2 separate regions of the Homo sapiens genome follow, and region 2 is linked to region 1. Evidence: chromatin contacts called from ENCODE Hi-C or POLR2A ChIA-PET data. All regions are on one chromosome and are shown on one strand. The core of a region is the stretch at or near the end of the contact, and the rest is flanking DNA. Distances in the headings are between cores, read along the strand shown.

What was found. Hi-C counts contacts between places; a loop is a spot of excess contacts on that map. ChIA-PET counts read pairs that join two places held with the same protein, here RNA polymerase II (POLR2A). Pooled maps may share reads with other maps.
Region 2: a pooled map shows a loop between it and region 1 (5-fold over the local background). The contact joins the enhancer-like site here to the promoter of LINC02129 in region 1. A Hi-C loop is called at or near these places in 8 of 50 pooled maps. POLR2A ChIA-PET finds 5 or more read pairs at or near these places in 8 of 52 experiments (B cell, CD4-positive, alpha-beta T cell, activated CD4-positive, alpha-beta memory T cell and 4 more).

What each region holds. Positions count from the first base shown.
Region 1 is chr16:27,175,221-27,177,920 of GRCh38, reverse strand. It overlaps LINC02129 (long intergenic non-protein coding RNA 2129), which reads left to right and starts at 1,334. Exons shown (of 4, transcript NR_170200.1): 1 at 1,334-1,358.
Region 2 is chr16:27,252,258-27,254,957 of GRCh38, reverse strand. All of the region lies in intron 2 of NSMCE1 (NSE1 component of SMC5/6 complex), which reads left to right. Among named protein-coding and RNA genes, the nearest start is that of NSMCE1-DT, 15 kb to the left of the region's middle. Within about 2 kb of position 1,302, at least 10 of the 41 ENCODE cell types and tissues checked have a DNase peak (open chromatin) inside an H3K27ac peak, as active enhancers do; they include B cell, where a contact is called at or near this core.

The sequences.
Region 1 (2,700 bases), core at 85-2,584:
TCCTGGCCTCAGGTGATCCGCCCGCCTCGGCCTTCCAAAGTGCTGAGATTACAGGCGTCAGCCACCGCACCTGGCCAGCCAGTCCACTTTGTCTCCTTGATGAACCTGGTCCCTTTGGGCATATGAGTCTGTGGCTCTGGATGATGGTGCTCAAGGCAGCTTCAGTGAAGAGCCTGGGGCCCCAAGCGAGCTCTGAGAGCAGCCGAGGCTTCTAATTTGGAAGGGGTCATGTGGACCGGAAGGATGAAGAGCTGAATGGTCACCCAAGTGGATGGAGGACCTAGACGCCTCTCAGCACTGTGTGAAACCCAAGAACCAACACCCAACCCCAGAAAGGCATGGAAAAGTCAAGAAGGACTGAAGTTTACTTTTATGCCAGCGCAGCAACGTGGAGGATATGAGTCGGAGATTCAGTGAGTCACCGAACATTTTTAAGAAGTGATGTATTTCTGAGCAACTCAAATTTGTGGATGAGATGCAAAGATGCTGCCATATTTTACTTACTCTTCAGGGTCCAGCTTATCCCCTCCAAAGACGAAAGACAATTTTTAGGAGGGCTTCTCACGTGCACAGGACAAGCACAGTGGTAAGCCCTTCATGTCAGCCCTTTATATTCTCAAACTCGAGTGTGCATCAGCGTTATCTGAAGGCCTGTTAACACACAGATTGCTGGGCCCAGCCCCAGAGTTTCTGATTCAGCAGGTCTGGAGTGGGGCCCAAGAGTCTGCATTTCTAGCAAGTTACCAAGTGAGGCTGATGCTGCATGTCTGGAGACCATGCTTTGAGAAACACTGATTTAGAGAATTACCCTGATCAGTTGTCACAATCTTATGTAGAGTCTAGCATCTCTCTCTCTCTCTCTTTTTTAAAGAGAGGATCTCACGTTGTTGCCCAGGCTAGGGTGCAGTGGCATGATCTCAGCTCACTGCAGCCTCCGCCTCCTGGGTTCATTCTCCTGCCTCAGCCTCCTGAGTAGCTTGGACTACAGGCGTGTGCCACCACGCCCTGCTAATTTTTGTATTTTTAGTAGAGACAGGGTTTCACCATGTTGGCCAGGCTGGTCTCGAACTCCTGGCCTCAGGTGATCTGCCTGCCTCGGCCTTCCAAAGTGCTGGGATTACAGGCGTGAGCCACCGTGCCTGGGCAGCAAGTCCACTGCTGCCTCCCTGCAGCCTCAACCTCCAGGGCTCAAGCAGTCCTCTTGCCTCAGCCTCCTGGGTAGCTGGGATTACATGTGCCACCATGCCCAGATAAGTTTTAATTTTTTTTGTACAGATGGAGTCTTGCTATGGCTGGTCTCAAACTCCTGGCCTCAAGTGATCCTCCCACCTTGGCCTCCCGAAGCACTGGGATTACAGGTATGAGCCACCACACCTGGTCTATCATTTCTCTCTCTCTCTTTTCAAGAAGAAGAAGGAAAGGCCAAACAGGTTAATTTGCCCACAGTCACCACTGCCTGCTCTGTTTGCCTTTCCCGGGAAGCCAGTCCCATTCACAAGCACATCCCTGGCCCTACAGAGTTGCTGTATCTGAGGAGGAGGGATAGTGGGGGCATGGGAGGAGAGAGTGTCCATCCTTGCTTCCTCTGTCAGGTGGAGAGAATAATAGCTCATGCTTTTACCTTGTTGACTGTGCAGGGCACTGCGAACAAGTGCTTCACATGATCCACTCGTTCCTGCCTCACCGTGTGTGTGATCCTCATCATCCCATTTTACAGATGAGGAAAGTGAATCCACTTCATCCAACCAGCAGAGTCTGGAAGAGAGGGAGCTCATGTGGGAGGCTCTAATGGGCGGGGTCTGGAAGCGATGATGTCACTTCTGCTCACTTCCACTGGCCGTAACTTGGTCACATGATCACGCCTGACTGCAAGGAAGGCTGGGAGATGTGTAGTCTATCTGGGTCCCTGGAGGAAACTGGAAATGAGATTCGCTGACCACATGGTGGCCTCCACCTAGGCTCTTTGCATGCACTGATGCCCTTTAAACCCCAGAAGGAGATGTTATTAACATAGTTGCAAAGCTGTGGAACTGGCATTCAATCCCAGGCCTCCTAATTCCTCAGCACAGTGTTTCCTGGGCTTCCACAGAAGAAGAGGGGAGAAGCAGAATGGAAAAACCTGAGGACAGTAAGGTGAACATTGTCAATCAGGCTCCCATACTCTAGGCGTGGGAAGCTAAGTTAGAGGTGACAGGGGACCCTGAAGGTGGAGTTTTAAGACTATTGCTGCTGCTTTTGGCTGTGTGACCTTGGTGTTGTGCCAGACTTCAATTGATTTCAGTAAGGATGGCACCGTGTTCAAGAGGCCCAAGGGCTGGGTGCGGTGGCTTGCATGCTAATCCTAGCATGTTGGGAGGCCAAGGTGGGCGGATCACTTGAGGTCAGGAGTTCAAGACCAGCCTGGCCAACATGGTGAAACCCGGTCTCTATTAAAAATACAAAAATTAGCTGGGTGTGTTGGCGGGCACCTCTCATCCCCGCTACTCAGAAGGCTGAGGCAGGAGAATGGCTTGAACCTGGGAGGCGAAGTTGCAGTGAGCCGAGATCTTGCCACTGCACTCCAGCCTGGGCGACAGAGTGAGATTCCGTCTCAAAAAAATAAAATAAAATAAAAAGAGGCTGAAGAAGAGAACTGGAACCAGCAAACAAGATATAGGGTTTATTAAGGGGACTTACATACTGGGCAGTCCAGTAGTGGCG
Region 2 (2,700 bases), core at 53-2,552, 77 kb before region 1:
CAGTGAGCTGAGATCCTGCCCCTGCACTCCAGCTTGGGCGACAGAGCGAGACCATGTATCAAAAAAAAAAAAAAAAAAAAAAAAAAAAAAAGCATGGTTGGACTTTAAACCTACCCCTCAATATCCTCCAGAAATGTGCATAAGAACGCTTGTCTTCAGCCTGAGCAACATGGTGAAACCCAGTCTCTACCAAAAGTACAAAAAATTAGCCAGGTGTGCTGGCACACACCTATGGTCCTAGCTACCCAGGAAGCTGAGGCAGGAGGATCGCTTGAGCAGGGGAGGTGGGGGTTGCAGTGAGCTGAGGTTGCACCACTGCACTCCAGCCTGGGCAACACAGTGAACCCCCATCTCAAAAAAATAAAAGAATGCTTGTGTTAATCCTGAATCTCTTATTTACACGACAATTTAGTCCTTTTCTCTTTTTTTCTCCTGTGAGTCTTGACTGTAAGCTTTCATGTTGGTGGGGAAGTTTCACAGCTCACTGCAAGGAGCCACATGATGCCTTGGTACTAAGACTGAAAGTGTTTTTGCCTTTATTTGACCTTTAAAATTGTTATGATCTAATTTAGGAAAGTCCTGTAGAATGTGTCTAGGAATTGATTTATTCTTCACACTGTGTACCATTTCTTTGCACCTAGATATGGTTATGGCCAGGGTGAACAGGGTAGAACAATCTATTTTGTCCTATCTTCATTTAAGAAAAATGCCAAAAAACTTGTTACTGCATGTTCTTGTTATTAGGGAGATTTTAAACAGGAAATGACAGAAATTATCTAAACTTAAGTGAATACTCGCAAGACCCAATATTATTAATTTCCTATCTTTTGAAGAGATGGCCAGGAAAATCCCCTTGTACCAAATAGAAAAATATTTAGCTTCTAGGAAAATTATGAAACAAAGGAGTGATTGAAATTGCAAGTTATTCTAATTGCCATTTCCCAGGGTGTTTGTCCAGTTTATCAAATCACTTCTTATTCTAGGCTTTGGTTTGGGTTCTCTTCTTACTGTCGTTAAGGGGAAACAAAGTCCCCAATTCTCCTGGCTAGTGAAGAGTTTAGATTTTGTTCTCAAGTTCAGTGCAGGCCTTGGGTCGAGCCTTTCGGAATGGCGCTAGGGACCTGTGTTCTTAGAGGACCTTAGATTTTTGAGCCAGGACTTGCATCCACACATACGTTTATTCAACCAGCAAAGCTTCCCTAGAATCTCAAGTGAGCCAGGCCTCTGTGCTAGGGACTGGTGACTCAGAGATTGAATTTTTATTTTACCATGGCTCTCATGAGTCATACAGACAAGGGGTCAGATGATTCCAATATAGGCCTCCTTGATAGAAGTCGGCACAGGAGGCCTCGGGGGTGGTGGAGAAGGCTTGGGTTTGAGGTTTTCCACTTTTGGCCAGTATGGAGCAACAGGGCTCAGTACACCTTCTTGCCTGAAACAATTCAAAAATGGACAAAGTATAAAATACTGGACATTCGTCAGTCAAGGCCAGTGATCTTTCGAGAGATGGGCAATGAGGGTTTCTTTTTCTCTTGACACTTGATGTGGTATCTTTTCTAACACTACTCCAGTTCTCTAGATAACAACTGGGCATTCCATAATTCAGTTTAATTCTGACACTATCTGCCTGGAGTTAGCATCAAATCCTACAAGTTAAAGGGCTCAGTGTCACAAGACTGACCCAACTTAAGACACCAGTTGTAAGTCCTGGGCTACCTGTGTTTCTGACCAATGGCTGTACATCAGTGGTTCCCATAACTCCCTCTTTGGATTTGATAATTTTCTAGAATGATTCATAGAACTCAGGAAAACACTTTACTTACATTTTGACTTACGTGGTTTTTTTATAAAGGCTACAACTCAGGAACAGCCACATAGGAGAGATCACAGGGCCAGCTGTGGGAAGTGGGGGTGGCATGGAGTTTCCGTGCCCTCTCTACTTGCACCACCGTCTCAACGCCTCTGTGTGTTTAATAACCCGAAGCTCTTCAAATCCTGTCGTTCAAGGGTTTCTTTTTTATTTTTATTTTTATTTTTTTTGAGACAGTTTTGCTCTTGTCGCCCAGGCTGGAGTGCAATGGCAAGATCTCGGCTCACTGCAACCTCTGCCTCCCAGGTTCAAGCGATTCTCCTGCCTCAGCCGCCTGAGTAGCTGGGACTACAGGCGTGAGCCACCACACCCGGCTAATTTTTGTGGTTTTAGTAGAGATGGGGTTTCACCATGTTGGCCAGGCTGGTCTCGAACTTCTGACCTCAGGTGATCCGCCTGCCTCCGCCTCCCCAAGTGCTGGGATTACAGGCATGAGCCACCGCGCCCGGCTAAGTTTTAAATTATTTGTAGAGACGGGGGTCTTCTTCTGTGGCCTAGGCTGGTCTCGAACACCTAGGCTCAAGTGATCATCCTGCGTCAGCCTTCCAAAATGTTGGGATTCAGGCGTGAGCCACTGCACCCAGCCCAGTTTCAGGTTTTATAGGGCCTGTTGATTATTGAATTTGGCACACTCTAAGAAAAATAATCCCACAAAATTGTGAATCCACCATTAGAAATGATTTGAAATATTTATTTAGCCACCGTGCCTGGCCATTCCTGGGTTTCTATGGAGGTTTCTTTACACAGGCATGATTGATCAGTCACTGGCCGTTGACGAGTGCTTCCATCTCCAGTCCCTCTCTTCTCCTCAGATATTGGGGAGTGGCTGA